2 separate regions of the Homo sapiens genome follow, and region 2 is linked to region 1. The links are chromatin loops, found by intact Hi-C in ENCODE. Cell type or tissue: gastrocnemius medialis. All regions are shown on one strand.

The links. A loop is a pair of places that touch in the nucleus more often than their neighbours do. Peaks named below come from ENCODE experiments on the same cell type or tissue, not always from the same donor. Only the 100,000 strongest peaks of a DNase experiment are listed, where the experiment ranks them.
Region 2: it touches region 1 in a loop (2.8-fold over the local background); 2 of 110 quality-filtered maps call a loop at or near these places.

What each region holds. Positions count from the first base shown.
Region 1 is chr2:98,159,165-98,167,164 of GRCh38, forward strand. VWA3B (von Willebrand factor A domain containing 3B) reads left to right here. Exons shown (of 28, transcript NM_144992.5): 8 at 3,687-3,812. Among named protein-coding and RNA genes, the nearest start is that of VWA3B, 76 kb to the left of the region's middle. RefSeq lists an enhancer at 3,816-4,362. In gastrocnemius medialis, no CTCF peak of the experiment used is centred here; DNase peaks (open chromatin) are centred at 1,607, 2,247, 3,707, 5,297 and 1 weaker place; H3K27ac peaks cover 6,089 bases.
Region 2 is chr2:97,932,182-97,940,181 of GRCh38, forward strand. All of the region lies in intron 1 of TMEM131 (transmembrane protein 131), which reads right to left. Among named protein-coding and RNA genes, the nearest start is that of TMEM131, 60 kb to the right of the region's middle. RefSeq lists an enhancer at 3,975-4,476. In gastrocnemius medialis, no CTCF peak of the experiment used is centred here; a DNase peak (open chromatin) is centred at 4,170; H3K27ac peaks cover 6,987 bases.

The DNA.
Region 1 (8,000 bases):
TAATGAAAAACAGCAGCAGACTGTGACATTGCTCCCAGGTATGTTAGCATTTTAACACGAGCCTGCAAATTGTTTTTTTGTTTTGTTTTGGTTTGGTTTTTTTGTTTGTTTTTGAGATGCAGTCTTTCTCTGTCACCCAGGCTGGAGTGCAATGGCTCTCTGCAACCTCTGCTTCCCAGGTTCAAGAGATTCTCCTGCCTCAGCCTCCTGAGTAGCTGGGATTACAGGCACCTGCCACCACACCCGGCTCATTTTTGTATTTTTAGTAGAGACGGAGTTTCACCATGTTAGCCAGGCTGGTCTCAAACACCAGACCTCAGGTGATCCTCCTGCCTAGGCCTCCCAAAGTGCTGAGATTACAGATGTGAGCCACTGCGCCCGGCCTTCAAATTGTTACCAGGTGTCTGGGAGGGCAGCAGTCATGCAAGGCGGGGGATTGGGCAGGCATGCATTCTGGTTGGAGAATCCACTAGGTCTCCTGAATGACTCCATTAGGAACCGTATCCAGCTTCTGTTGTCAGGCAGACCTTAGTTGGCTTCCACCTTGACAGTCAAGATACATACAGCTTTGGTTGGGCACGGTGGCTCATGCCTGTAATCTCAGCACTTTGGGAGGCTGAGGCGGGTGGATCACCTGAGGTCAGGGAGTTCAAGACCAGCCTGTCCAACATGGTGAAACCCCATCTCTACTAAAAAAATACAAAAATTAGCCAGGTGTGGTGGTGATCCCAGCTATTCGGGAGGCTGAGGCACAAGAATCGCTTTAACCTGGGAGGCAGAGGTTGCAGTGAGCCTAGATCGTGCTACTGCACTCCAGCCTGGGCGACAGAGCAAGAATCCATTAAAAAAAAAAAAAAAAGATACATAAAGATACATACAGCTTCCTGCTGTTTCATCTCCTCCCTGGTGTAGCCTGGAGAATTTCAAATTCACGGAGGTCTGAACAGCGGGGTTTCCTGTGCCCCCATCGTCTTCCATCCCCAATGGGGCTCTGTCCCTCGGCTGTGGCTATCTGAGATCCCAACTAAGTCCTTAAAAGTGACCTTGATAAAACTGGCAGTGCTTCCTTACTGTGTGAGGAATAACTTGAAATAAAACCTGTGCATTGTCATGATGCTTTTACTGTTCTGTAGCTTTCTTTTTCACTGTTTTTTTGTTTTGTTTTGTTTTCTTTTCTTTTGTTTTTAAGCAAAGCAAATCAGATGGACTTGTGTTGCTCTCTGATCACCGACATAGCAGTCTGTAGCTGCTTCATCACGATCACTAGACTGGGGTAGTGATAATCCTAGATACTGCCTGCACAGGGAGCACGTCCCGGTCACTGCTGTCCCAGAGACACATTTCCCTGTCCCTGGATGACCAAGAGCCGACTGGGTTTCCTCGGAACTTTCTCCTTTGACCCTGCCCTGTGGTGTACTCCCTCTTAAGATATTATTGACAAGTCTAGAGGAAAGCCTTGACTCATTTGAAACTTTTAAGAGACTCCTGCTACTTAACACCTCCAGGCTGAAGCAAGCAGCTGGCAGTCTGTCTTGATTTTACAGCGTTCAGAGGGCCTGTGGGCTTAAGGTTCGCATTTGGCAGCAGCCTGTGTTATTTTTGGATTTTCAACATGGAGCTCAGGACACATCAGATTTCACTTCCTAGGCTGTTGATGGCCACAGAGCCATGGTAGCCGTCCGTCTCTGTCAGGGCTTGTCACTTGCCCCTTTAGGAACATAGCTATTAATACTCTCTCACTTGATTTGTCCCACTTCAAGAGGCTAGAACTTTGATGTCCCTTTTTTCTGCCCTACCCTTCTTGACTATATTTTAAAATTCAGAAACATCAACTCTGGTCTGCCCTAGTCTGCCTTGTTGGCTTAGGATCAGTCCTTTGGCCCCGGGTGGATGAGTCTCCTGGGGTGCCCCGTAGACTGGAGGGTGGTCTCTCATCATCTGTGATTGTGGGATATTGGGCATCAGTTAATTATCATGCAGACTTGGGAAGTGGGAGGAAGGGGCTTTTCGGTGTATTTGGTGACAGAACATGTCTCAGCCAAGGGGCAGGGACTGCCAGTTGCCACCCAGATACACTCCCTTGCTCCTTAGGCTGTAGCCCCAATTTTACTTAGGGTTGCAGTATACCCAGCCTAAAAGCATTTCTCAATTTCCCTTGCTGCCAGATGGGGCTGCGTGATGCCATTCTGGCAGTGGCTAAGTAATGAAGCTGTGGGGTGGGCCTTCTGGGCAGGGTGCCTCGAAGGAACTGACTCCATCAGGGGGTGTGCTTCTGTGTCCTCCCAGTGGCCCTGCTGCTCAGGACGTGCTGCTTGGCACTAAGGACACCATGTTGAATCATAAGGTGGCTGAAGACAGAAGGATGTGCTGAGATGACCGAGGAGCAGGATAGAAAGAGTGTGGATCTGTTTTCAAGATTTTAAAAATTAACCTTTTTATTTTGAGATAATTATAGATTCACAGGCAGTGGTAATAAGTGATACAGGGAGATGCCCATCTATTATTTATCTATTTATCTATTTATTTATTTATTTCAAGATGGAGTCTCATTCTGTCTCCTGGGCTGGAGTCTCACTCTGTCTCCTGAGCTGGAGTGCAGTGGTGTGATCTCAGCTCACTGCAGCCTCCGCCTCCCCAGTTCAAGTGATTCTCCTGTCTCAGCCTCCTGAGTAGCTGGGATTACAGGCACGGGCCACCACGCTCAGCTAATTTTTGTATTTTTAGTAGAGACGGGGTTTCACCATGTTGGCCAGCCTGGTCTCGAACTCCTGACCTCCATTGATCTGCCCGCCTCGGCCTCCCAAAGTTTTACAGGATTACAGGCGTATGCCACCGTGCCCAGCCTGCCCATCTATTCTTTACCCACTTTCCCCCATAGTAACATAGTACCACAGCATGGCTGGGACCTTGACTTTGATACAGTTAAGGTAGCAGGACAGGACCTCTCACCGTGCACCTCTGCATGGCACACCACAGAGTGCACATCCATTTCCCCCCGGCCCACCCGCCCCAACATCTAGAAACTGCTGATCTGTTAGAGCCTGGATCTCGATGAAGGCAGAGCCTGTATCCCAGCCCTAAACCACTCTCCTTGGCATGAACTTCGATTGATTGAAAGACATAAATATCTAAATTAATGGTGCCATGTCATTTTAAAAAAGTGTTATAGAGTCAAACCTATCCCTTAACTGAGACAGTAGAGGTCCAGAAAAGGAGACCAGGCAATCACTATTACATTGGGGGAAATATTATACCTGTGGTTTCAAAGAAGCAGGACACCTTGGCTACATGGCGAAAGGATTAGGGGTTGTTGCTTTCACAACATTCCATTGCATTTCCCCTCCTCGCAGCGGTGACCCTGGCTTGTGTGAGGTGCTTTTGAATGTTTTTATTCCTATCTTATTTGGGTATTATCAATAATTCATTTTAAATATTCTGGCTGCTACAAACATTTACTTTAGAAGGATTTATTGTATCCTAAAGTCTGCATTTATGATTTCTTGAGATGATATCACTTCCTTGGGGATTTCAGTTCTGATTCTCAGAAAGAGATTAGTGGGGGAAGCGGAATTTGATGTTCAGAAATGTTCCAGAAACTTGGCTGCAATGCGTCAGGCCTGCTAGGCGGGCTGCCACATTCCTGGGCCTGTCTCAGCCGGCCGCTCATGCTGTGTCTCCCCTTTTAGGAGCTGGAGTCAGAGAGGACGTGTTTCTCGTTTGGCAAGAGATGGAGGAAGCCTGCAGCACGCTGGCCCAGATCCAGAGGCTGGTGGCCGAGCCTCCCAAGCCCGACGTGGCCACTGTGGACTGCGGTTGGTGCTATTTCTGGTCACTGGTGTAAAAGATTCATAAATGTTACTAGCTGGGGACCAGGGGCTGCTTCCATGTTCCTGACCAGAGAAGCTCCAGAGCCCAGCTGCGAGGGGCTGCTGAGGAGAGCAGCCAGAGCTGTGTGGGGTGAGGGGTGGGGAGGGGGCTGAACACACATGCATGGACATGTGTGTGTGTGTGTGCCCACGTGCTCACATGTGTGCATATGTGGAGATTGTCAGTACCCAGAGCTGGACAGTAAAGTGGTAAAAACAGATGCTTGGGCCGGGCGCGGTGGCTCACACCTGTTACCCCAGCACTTTGGGAGGCCGAGGCGGGTGGATCACGAGGTCAGGAGATCGAGACCATCCTGGCCAACATGGTGAAACCCCGTCTCTACTGAAAATACAAAAATTAGCTGGGTGTGGTGGCCCGTGCCTGTAATCCCAGCTACTCAGGAGGCTGAGGCAGGAGAATGGCTTGAACCCGGGAGGCAGAGATCACAGTGAGCCGAGATCGTGCCACTGCACTCCAGCCTAGCAATGGAGAGAGACTCTGTCTCAAAAACAACAACAACAACAACAATAACAATAACAAAACAGATTCTTGACAAACTCTTGTATACTAAGGAAAACCAGACCTCTGTATAAAACTGGGCTCAATTCTGAGTACAACATGGACAAGTGGGGATTCATAGCCAAGGTCAGGGGGACGCCAGTGGATGGAAAATTATTAAGAGGAGATGTTAAGGGCAGGGGGGCTTCTCGCTAAACCAACTTGACAGGATTCTTTCAGGAGAGAGGCCAGTGTGATCAGATGTCGCCTGGGGGACGGTGGGAACGAGGATGTGGATCAGATAGCAAAGCGATCAGATACTGAGGGTGGGGCATTCTGGCTACACTGACTTAGGCTTTTTGCTAAAATCAGGCGATGCAGAGATGAGCATAGAAGTGCAAAGGTTGAGGCCTCGCTGAGAAGAGCATTCAGAGGAGCCTGGCTGAAGGCTGGGCAAGGGGAGACTGTCGAGTTGCCGGTGCTCTTCCAGGGAGGAGGAGCAGGAGAGCTCAGTGATCGGCTCGGCCAGCCTTGACCCTTGCCTGCAGACAAAATCCCATCCACGCTGTCTGTGTCTGTGCAGGCAACCATCTGACTTGCTCTCAGATGCCTACAGGAAGGCCTAAATCAGTTTTCTTTGAGCAGGGTCCAGGACCTTGCGGCAGAAGGGGACACAGGCTGGGGAAAAAGTGTGGAATGTTTACTTGGAAGGAGTAGTGTGAATGGGGGTTTGAGTTATTAATATTAAAAAGAAATTATTAAAATCCAGTTGCATTTCTGATATTCACCTAACACTCTTCTATCTAATTTGGAATAGCCACTTGAAACTTTGGAGTTTGGAAGACTGATTTGCATTCCCTAAATGGTAGTAACAGCAATATGACCACTGAATGGGCACATACTATGTGTCAGGTGCTGCCCTGAGGGGTAGGCCTATATTTAGCTCATTTAAGCCTCATAACTCTATGAGGGAGTTTCTTATTATCTCCAACTGACAGGTGAGGAAACTGAATTACAGAGCGATTAAGTCATTGGCCATGGTCACATAGCTAGCAAACGTAGTCTGATTTTGAACCCAAAATGCAGAACAGCAACTTTCCTGCCTAAACTTTTACAAAAAAATATTAGCAGTGAGGCTGTACTCATCTTGATGTTGGTTTCCATGATTTAATTAGCACCTACCCTATTCTGAGTAAATGAAAGCACTTCTTGGTGTTTGATGGGTTCCAGCCCCACAACTGCACCATACAAACAACCTCACTGCATTTTTACTAGTGAAAGACATTGAGACTACACAAAATATTTTCTCCCTTTTTTTCTTATAAACCAAAGCATTTTTCATAACAATGGACATGAGTTTGGGGGTGAGAAAGACCTGGTTATAAATCCCAGCTCCATCACTAGACCCACCTGAGTTTGTCTCTTTTAGCCTTATTCTTCTGCACAACGACTATCATAATCTTGATGCTGAGGAACCACTGTACAGACAAAATACAATGATGCATGCTCCACACCAAGCAGGGACTTGATGTCAGCGCATTCTTTGCCCTTTCACAATTAGGGGAGTTGGTACACGGATTCTCCTGCATGGCCTTTCCTCTGTAAGGTGCTGGTTTCCTTTGGGGCACACCTGGTGGACGCACATACCTTACACATCAGGCACTGTTTAAGGCTCCTTATGAGCGTTAGCTCATTTCATATTTGCTACAATCTTAAGAGACAGGTGCTACTGCTAGTATTATCTCCGTTTTGGCTTCAGTAACTTGCCCAAGGCTACACAGCTAATGAGATGATGAAGCCTAGATTCAAAACCTAGTCCACCAGTAAAAATACTGATATCTGCTTCCCACCCACCGGACATGTAATCAGGATGTCTGATTAAATCATCCTGATTTAATCCCTATGGGATGACATTGGGACTTTTGAAAGCTCCCCGGGTGATCCTAGTGTGCAGCTAATTTTGGAACCACTGCCAGGCTGCAGTGCCTCCTGGGTTACAGAGGTGCAGAGGGCAGAGGGCAGGGAGGTCAGGCCGGCTGGGAAAGGGATGCAGTTAGAGGAGAAATGGGGATGGGGACTTGTGTAGAGGGAGAGAGAGGTTGAGGCATGGGCAAGCCTGCTGTGTGACTTGATAAATTCCTGGTGACTGTGGCTTTTTCCTGTGACTGGGTGTCCTGACCTGGGCTTAGGGCACTGGTTGCTGTGGTTGCATTGCCAGGGTTGGCTCCCTGGGTGTTCCTGAGAGGGACCTAATAGGCTTGTCTGGAGGAGCTGCTCACATGTAGTGACACCCACTCGAAAACCCAGATGGTCCCCTGTCATCCTGCAGATGAACAAAATGAACACCAAGCAGGGGACCCAGGCCAAACCCAGCACCTCCGCCCGGCAAAGAGAATGGGGAGCCTGCTGCTAAGGCATTTGTTTCGGGGAGTGTGTGGCCTGAATTGTGCCCCCCCAGTTCATACAATGAAGCCCCCATCATGAGACTGTATTTGGAGACAGGGTCTTTAAAAAGGTAATTAAGGGACCAGGTATGGTGGCTCACGCCTGTAATCCCAGCACTTTGGGAGGCCAAGGAGGGTGGATCACCTGAGGTCGGCAGTTCGAGACCAGCCTGGTCAACATGGCAAAACCCCATCTCTACCAAAAATACAAAAATTAGCCAGGTGTGGTGGCGCATGCCTTTAATCCCAGCCACTCAGGAGGCTGAGACACCAGAATCACTTGAACCCAGGAGGTGGAGGTGGCAGTGAGCAGAGATTGCCCCATTGCACTCCGGTCTGGGCAACAGAGCGAGACTCTGTCTCAAAACAAACAAACAAACAAACAACAAAATGGTAATTAAGGTTAAATGAGGTCATAAAAGGAGGGCCCTAATCTGATAGGATTGGTGTCTTTATAAGAATAGGGAGAGACACCTGCGAGCCCTCTCCCCAGAAGCACATGGAGGAAAGGTCGTGTGCAGCACAGAGAGAAGGTGGCCGTCTCCTAGCCGGGAAGAACAGCCTCATCAGAAACCAGCGTTGCTGGCACCTTCATCCTGGACTTCCAACCTCAGAGAGAAAATAAATGTCTGTCCTTTAAGCCCCCCAGCCTCTGGTGTTTTGTGATGGCAGCCCAAGCTGACTAATACAAGGCGTATTTAAGTTTGGTGTGGTTAGTCTTAAGAGTTAACAGAAGGTCTTGGATGTTATTCCTAAAGGAAACAGATGAGTTATAAGCCTCAGATACTGGGCAATGATGTATCAGTTCCCTTTGTTTTAATCTAATACACACACACACACACACACACACACTCAAACTAAAACCCAAAATAACTCTATGCAGAAATTTTCAAAAAATTCTTTGAATGTACCATCTCTATTGAAAAAGGAAAGTTTGGCTGGGACCTTTCATCACTGGCTAGCCATCTCAGCTTTCGTAGCTTCAATCTGGCCCTCTATACCACGTGTCCGACCTGCTCTCATTCCCACCGCAGCCCAGAGTTACTGAGGCAAAGGCTGGGTCAGTTCAAGACTGGCTTGGAAGGCCTCCTAGGAAGGCAGCAGCTGTTCCCCTAAGCTGGCTGCTCAGGGCCTGCAGACCCCAGGAGAGATGGTGGCCAGCGGGACAGGGAAGGGGCGGATTGGAGGAGA
Region 2 (8,000 bases), 230 kb before region 1:
ACATTGTTAAATACATCAATATCTCTTTTACAGTTACACTTGCTCAATATTTTGTTTCAACAAAGGGCTCAATAGCAATTTTAAAACATCCTGGACTAGGTCCACATGGGTCCCTTCGAGCTTAAAGACATTTTATGATCAAAGCTTTGTTTCTTCCCTCATTAGTTTTATTATCTGAAAAATGTAACATATACTTGTCTTCTTGCCACATTAGAAGTACAAGGGAACTCATATAAACCATATTTTAATTTTATCAAGACCACTCAATATCATCAACTTCCTAAAGAAGCTAATGCCCATGTTGTTTACTAAAACTCAAAATATAATCCTATGTAATTCAGATGTGCAGGATATATACCATACATCTAAAAAGATGAGCCAGAAAGGTTTTTCAAAATTAATTTTATAGCTAAAGACAAAATACCATAATTAATTTTCACCTTATCCTAAAGAATCTAAGTCATCTAAAAAGATCTGTAAACTTCAGTTATAAAATGTAGAACTAATGCTCAAGAACCACCAACTACTCTTAGCAGCTTCAGTATCAGAAAATCACTAAAACTCTGAAGCTCGCACTGCAAATGCTCTAAAAACTAAGCTATTACTGGAACTATAGCCCAAAACAGCAGGCCCTAGTCAGGACCTATATGATAAACCTAAATAGGCTGACTGTTAAAACAAAGTATTTAAATGCAGTCATGTACCATGTAATGTTTTGGTCAACGATGGACTGCATAGATGATGGTGGCTCCATAAGATTATAATACTGTATTTACTGTACCCTTTTCTATGTTTAGATACACGAAAACTTGCCATTGTGTTACAACTGCCTACAGTATTCAGTATAGTAACATGTTGTACAGGCTTGCAGTCTAGGAGCAATAGGCTGTATCATATACCTTAGGTATGTAGTAGGCTATACCACCTAGGTTTGTGTAGGTACACTCTATGTTAGCACAATGATTAAATGGCCTAACACCACTTAGGATGTTTTCCACGTTGAGTGATGCGTGACCATAGTACCCAAAGTCTCCAAACAGAAACACCAAGTGTCCATCACAGATGAATGGATCAACATGGCAGTTACATAATGAAATATTATTCAGCCACAAAAAAGAATGAAATTCTGATATATGCTACAACATGGATGGACCTTGAAAATATTATAGTAAGTGAAATAAGCTAGACAAAAAAGGGCAAATACTGTGCTTCTACTCACATGAAAAATGTAGAATAAGCAAATTCACGGGGACAGAAAGTAGATTAGAGGTTACTGGGCAACAGGGTAGGGGGAAGTGAGGAGTTGTGGCTTAATGGTTACTGAGTCTCTAGGGTAATGAAAAAAGAATGGTGGTGTTTGTATAACATTGTGATTAATGCTACTGAATTGTACACTTAAAATAGTTATAAATGCTGAATTTTATGCTACATACATGTTATTTTAAAAACTACAAAACTCATTAACTTAGACAAAAAAAAAATTACAAATTGAACCCAGCAATGTATAAAATTATGCATCACGACCAAGTGACTTTTACTCAAGGTATGCAAGACTCACCCAAAATTCAAAAACTGATCATTGTAATTCACCCCATCAACAGGCTAAAGAGGAAAAACACATGATCATATCAACTGACACAGAAAAAGTATTTGACAAAACCGAACACCTCTTCATGATAAAAACTCTCAAGAAGATAGGAGAAATGTAGAACTACCTCAATCTCAACCTCTAGGTAATATCCTTCTTACCAGTAAAAGACTGAATATATAGGCCCTGAGACTGGGAACATGTCAAGGATGTGGCTCTCACTCTATTCAACATGTGCTAGAAGTTCTGGCCACTTTAACAAGGCAAGGAAAAAAAAAAGACGAACACACTGGAAAGGAAATAAAACTCCCTAATTGCAGGCTACATACTTGTCTATGTAAAAACCCCAAGGACTCAAAAAGAAAAGTCCTTCTTAAAGGTAATAAGTACATATAGCAAAGTTGCAGAATACAAGGTCTAAATCCTAAAATCCAGTACATTTCTATATACTAACAATGAATATGCAAAAATCAACATTAAAATGCCATTTACAACGCCATTTACGACTCCAAATAAAATGAAGTACCTCAGATATAAATCTAAGAAAGCATGCACAGGACATATGTACTGAAATATACAAAATGCTGATGAAATAAATCAAAGAAGATCTACATAAACAAGAAGACACACTATATTCATGGATTAAAAGACTCAAAATGTAAAGATGTTAATTCTTCCCAAATTAATCTGTGGGTTTAATGTAAACCCTGTAAAAATCCCAGGATAATTTTTTGTTGACAAGCTTATACAAAAAATTAGATAGGAACAAACCCTAGAATTGCTAAAAACAATCTTCAAAAACAAGAATAAAGTGAGAGGAATCACTCCACCAGACATTATGTCTTACTGCATAACTTCAGTAACCAAGGCAGTGTGATATTGGCAGAGGGATAGACACATAAATCACTTGCAGAGAGTAGAACACCTAGAAACAGAACCATATATGCCTCACTGGTTTTGACAAAATTGCAAAAGCAATTCATTGGAAGAACAGCTTTTCCAACAAATAGCACAGAAGCAATGAGACATCTATAGACCAAAACAATATTTTTCTTAAAGAACCCTGACCTAATCCTTACAACTTATACAAAAATTAACTCAAAATACATCACTGCTCTAAATTTAAAATGTAAAACTATAAAACTTTTTAAAAAGGATAGAGAAGATCTTCAGGATCTAAGGTTTGGCAGTGTTCCTAGAGTTGACACCAAAAGCACAATCCAGAAAAAAAAAATGATAAATTGTTGTACCTCATTCAAAATTAAAAACTTTGCCCTTCACATGACCCTGTTAAGAGTAGGACAGGACAAACTACGAAAAGGTATAAAATATTTGCAAACTACATATTTAACAAAAGTCTAAAGATCTAGGCTATATAAAGAACTCAAAAACAAACAGAAAAGAACAATCCAATAAGCAAGTGAAAAGATGTTCAACATCATTAACCATCAGGGAAATGGTAATGAAAGCCACAATATCAGGATGGTGAAAATGAAATACCCATTCCTATCAAAAGATCAACATCCTGGTTGTGACTTTGTAGTATTCTTTGTCAAGATATTGCCATTGGGAGGAACCAGGTACAGGCTACACAGGATCTCTCTGTATAACTTCTTATAACAGTGTATGATTCTAAAATGATCTCAATAAGAATCTGTATTAAAAAATGAAATAGCTAATGATAAATTCTGGTAATTAGTTCTACCTGCTCAATAGTTTATCTTCAAAATGTTTTTGTAATAGTGATTCTTAAATGGGTTAATATTTATAATATTAAGATAATGAAATTTAATTTCAGGACCTACATGCCATTATCAATGTTAATTCAATCAACTGGTTTTGACAGCAAAAGTTGAGAATAGTTTGAAGAAACAAAATAGCACAGAAGAAGAAAAAAAAGCAACAGAGGTACTGTCAGTGAAAATGGCAAAGTTAGGGACATTTGAAAATTCTAACAAGAACAAGAAAATTGGCAGCATCAGAATAAACTTTCTAAGAACTCTGGCAATTAACCAAAAGCTTGCAGCAATCTCCAAAAGCTTGCAGCAATCCATGGAATGTTAATACATTTTTAAAAAGCTGAATCTCAACAAGAACAGTGAAATATGTGGCATTTAACTTTTCTATTCTCATTCTCTTCTCTCCAGCTCTGTGACAGCACTATAACCAACAGCCCAATCACAGTGAAAATCAGCAGCCTGACAGGCAATAAGGGTGGCAGAACAATGCTGCAGCTCCTCGAAAGCCTGATTTCCAGAGAACTGTCTTTATCTGATCTGTGTGGTGAGTCCCAGTGAGGCCCCACCTGGAAGGCTACTTTTATTTGACCTGACTCAGAGCTTTCCCACTGTGAAAAGCCTCGACCCTGGTAACAGTTGTCAAAAACCTTTAGGGGAAATTTTTAAAAATTTGGCTGCAGAACAATGTGGTAGATGACAGTTGGGCCAAACAATAAGCAGACCCAAAAGTTTAAAAGGAAAAGTTGGGAATAAGATGTCCACAGGGGCTGTAAAAAGTGTTGACACCTTCCTGCCAATCTAGAAGGTCCTGTGTACGCATCGGGCTCTGGCTCTGCCTGTGCTCAGAAGAAACCTGAGACATCCCTAAGCTCTCACACCTGGGGCTGACCCCAGGCTTTGTGTAAACAGGAGGGGAAGGCTAAGGAACAGCTGTCAACTGCCCGGCTGAGTGTTTTGATGTGCCCCAACACACACATATGTACGCAAATACACAGGCCTCTCAACAAAGATGGGGAGAATTACTGGTTCCAGGTTTTTAAGGAAATCTCTGTTCAATCATTAGATGACTATGAAGCTCACCACACGGAGACTTCAGTAGCCATGCACCACAAATAATATAGATTTAAAATAACTTGTTCAGAAAGCCACTAAACAAACAGCAACAAAAACAACAACAAACCTTAGGGAGGGGAAAATCTAATTTCCAGAGTTGCCACCTTATATGTTAGTTGTCCAGTTTTCAACAAAAAATTGAGAGACATACAAAGAAACAAAAAAGTATAAAGGGACAAAAAGTATTTAATAGAAACTGCCCTTGAGAAAGCCCAGGTTTTAGAATTACTGAATAATTTAATTCAGCTATATTAAATATATTCAAAGAACTAAAGGAAATAATGTCCAAAGAACTAAAAGTCACACCAAATGGAGAATATTAAGAAGAGAAAGAAATTATTAAAATAACCAAATAGAAAAGCACAGTAACTGAAATGAGCCCCTCCCACTGCCCAGTTTTCAAATAAATTTAAAGAAACAAGAAAGTATGGCTCATACATAGGAAAAAATGCAATCAACAGTAATGGTCCCTGAGGACAGGACTTACTAGAAGACTTTAAATAAGCTATTTTAAATATGTTCAAAGGAAAAAAGGAAACCACGTGCAAAACTAAAGTATGAGAACAACGCTTCACCAAACAGAAAATATCAATAAAGAGAAAGAAACTGGAAAAAACAAGCAAATTGAAATTCTGGACATAAAAGTACAATAACTAAAATAATTCATCAGAGGGGCTCAATAGCATATTTTGGCAGGCAAAGGAAAGAATCAGCAAACTCAAAAATAGGTTGGTTAAGATTATCCAGTCTGGGAAACAGAAATAAAAATGAAGAAAAATGAAAAGAGCCTGAGTGACTACAAAACACCATCTGTACAACAGGAGTCTCAGAAGAGGAGAGAAAAAAAGGCATGAAGAATATTTGAAGAATAGGTGACATTAGTCCAAACTAAACTATTACAAGTTGATGTTAATTGTAATTCTCACAGCAACTATTAAAAAATAAATTTTAAAAATTCAGACTTTAAGATAAAAATTGCTACAAGAGGAAAAAAGACATTTAATAATAATAAAGGGATCACTCCATTAAGATGACATAATTATAAACATACGTGAACCTAACAAGAGAGCTCCAAAACACAGGAAATAAAAACATGCAGGATGAAGGGATAAAGAAGAAATTCAATAAAAATATTTGGAGAATTCAATATCCCACTTTCAAACATGGGTAGAACAACTAGAGAGAAGGTCATCAGACTAACAGCGGATCTCTCTGCAGAAACTCTGCAAGCCAGAAGAGAGTGGGGGCCAATATTCAACATTCTTAAAAGAATTTTCAACCCAGAATTTCATATCCACCCAAACTAAACTTCGTAAGTGAAAGAGAAATAAAATCCTTTACAGACAAACAAATACTGAGAGATTCTGTCACCACCAGGCCTGCCTTACAAGAGCTCCTGAAAGAAGCACTAAACATGGAAAGGAACAACCGGTACCAGCCACCTGCAAAATCATGCCAAATTGTAAAGACCATCAAGGCTAGGAAGAAACTGTATCAACTAACGAGCAAAATAACCAGCTAACATCATAATGACAGGATCAAATTCACATATAACAATATTAACCTTAAATGTAAATGAGCTAAATGCTCCAATTAAAAGACACAGACTGGCAAATTGGATAAAGAGTCAAGACCCATCAGTGTGCTGTATTCAGGAAACCCATCTCACCTGCAGAGACACACATAGGCTCAAAATAAAGGGGTGGAGGAAAATCTGCCAAGCAAATGGAAATCAAAAAAAAGCAGGGGTTGCAATCCTAGTCTCTGATAAAACAGACTTTAAACCAACAAAAATCAAAAGAGACAAAGAAGGCCATTACATAATGGTAAAGGGATCAATTCAACAAGAAGAACTAACTATCCTAAATATATATGCACCAATACAGGAGCACCCAGATTCACAAAACAAGCCCTTAGACACCTACAAAGAGACTTAGACTCCCACACAATAATAATGGGAGACTTCAACACCCCACTGTCAACATTAGACAGATCAATGAGACAGAAAGTTAACAAGGATATCCAGGAATTGAACTCAGGTCTGCACCAAGCAGACCTAATAGACATCTACAGAACTCTCCACCCCAAATCAACAGAATATATGTTCTTCTCAGCACCACATCGCACTTATTCCAAAATTGACCACATAGTTGGAAGTAAAGCACTCCTCGGCAAATGTAAAAGAATAGAAATTATAACAAACTGTCTCTCAGACCATGGTGCAATCAAACTAGAACTCAGGATTAAGAAACTCACTCAAAACCGCTCAACTACATGGAAACTGAACAACCTGCTCCTGAATGACTACTGGGTACATAACGAAATGAAGGCAGAAATAAAGATGTTCTTTGAAACCAATGAGAACAAAGACACAACATACCAGAATCTCTGGGACACATTTAAAGCAGTGTGTAGAGGGAAATTTATACCACCAAATGCCCACAAGAGAAAGCAGGAAAGATCTAAAATTGACACACTAACATCACAATTAAAAGAACTAGAAAAGCAAGAGCAAACACATTCAAAAGCTAGCAGAAGGCAAGAAATAACTAAGATCAGAGCAGAACTGAAGGAGATACAGACAAAAAAAACCCTTCAAAAAATCAATGAATCCAGGAGCTGGTTTTTTGAAAAGATCAACAAAATTGATAGACCTCTAGCAAGACTAATAAAGAAGAAAAGAGAAGAATCAAATAGACGCAATAAAAAATGATAAAGGAGATATCACCACCGATCCCACAGAAATAAACTACCATCAGAGAATACTATAAACACCTCTATGCAAATAAACTAGAAAATCTAGAAGAAATGGATAAATTCCTGGACACATACTCCCTCCCAAGACTAAACCAGAAAGAAGTTGAATCCCTGAATAGACCAATAACAGGCTCTGAAACTGAGGCAATAATTAATAGCCTACAAACCAAAAGAAGTCCAGGACCAGACAGATTCACAGCCGAATTCTACCAGAGGTATAAAGAGGAGCTGGTACCATTCCTTCTGAAACTATTGCAATCAACAGAAAAAGAGGGAATCCTCCCTAACTCATCTTATGAGGCCAGCAACATCCTAATACCAAAGCCTGGCAGAGACACAGGAAAAAAAGAATTTTAGACCAATATCCCTGATGAACATCGATGCAAAATCTTCAATAAAATACTGGCAAACTGAATCCAGTAGCACATCAAAAAGCTTATCCACGAAGATCAAGTTGGCTTCATCCCTGAGATGTAAGGCTGGTTCAACATACGCAAATCAATAAACGTAATCCATCATATAAACAGAACCAAAGACAAAAACTACATGACTATCTCAATAGATGCAGAAAAGGCCTTTGACAAAATTCAACATCCCTTCATGCTAAAAACTCTCAATAAACTAGGTATTGATGGGACATATCTCAAAATAATAAGAGCCATTTATGACAAACCCACAGCCAGTATCATACCGAATAGACAAAAATTGGAAGCATTCCCTTTGAAAACTGGCACAAGACAGGGATGCCCTCTCTCACCACTCCTATTCTACATAGTGTTGGAAGTTCTGGCCAAGCAATCAGG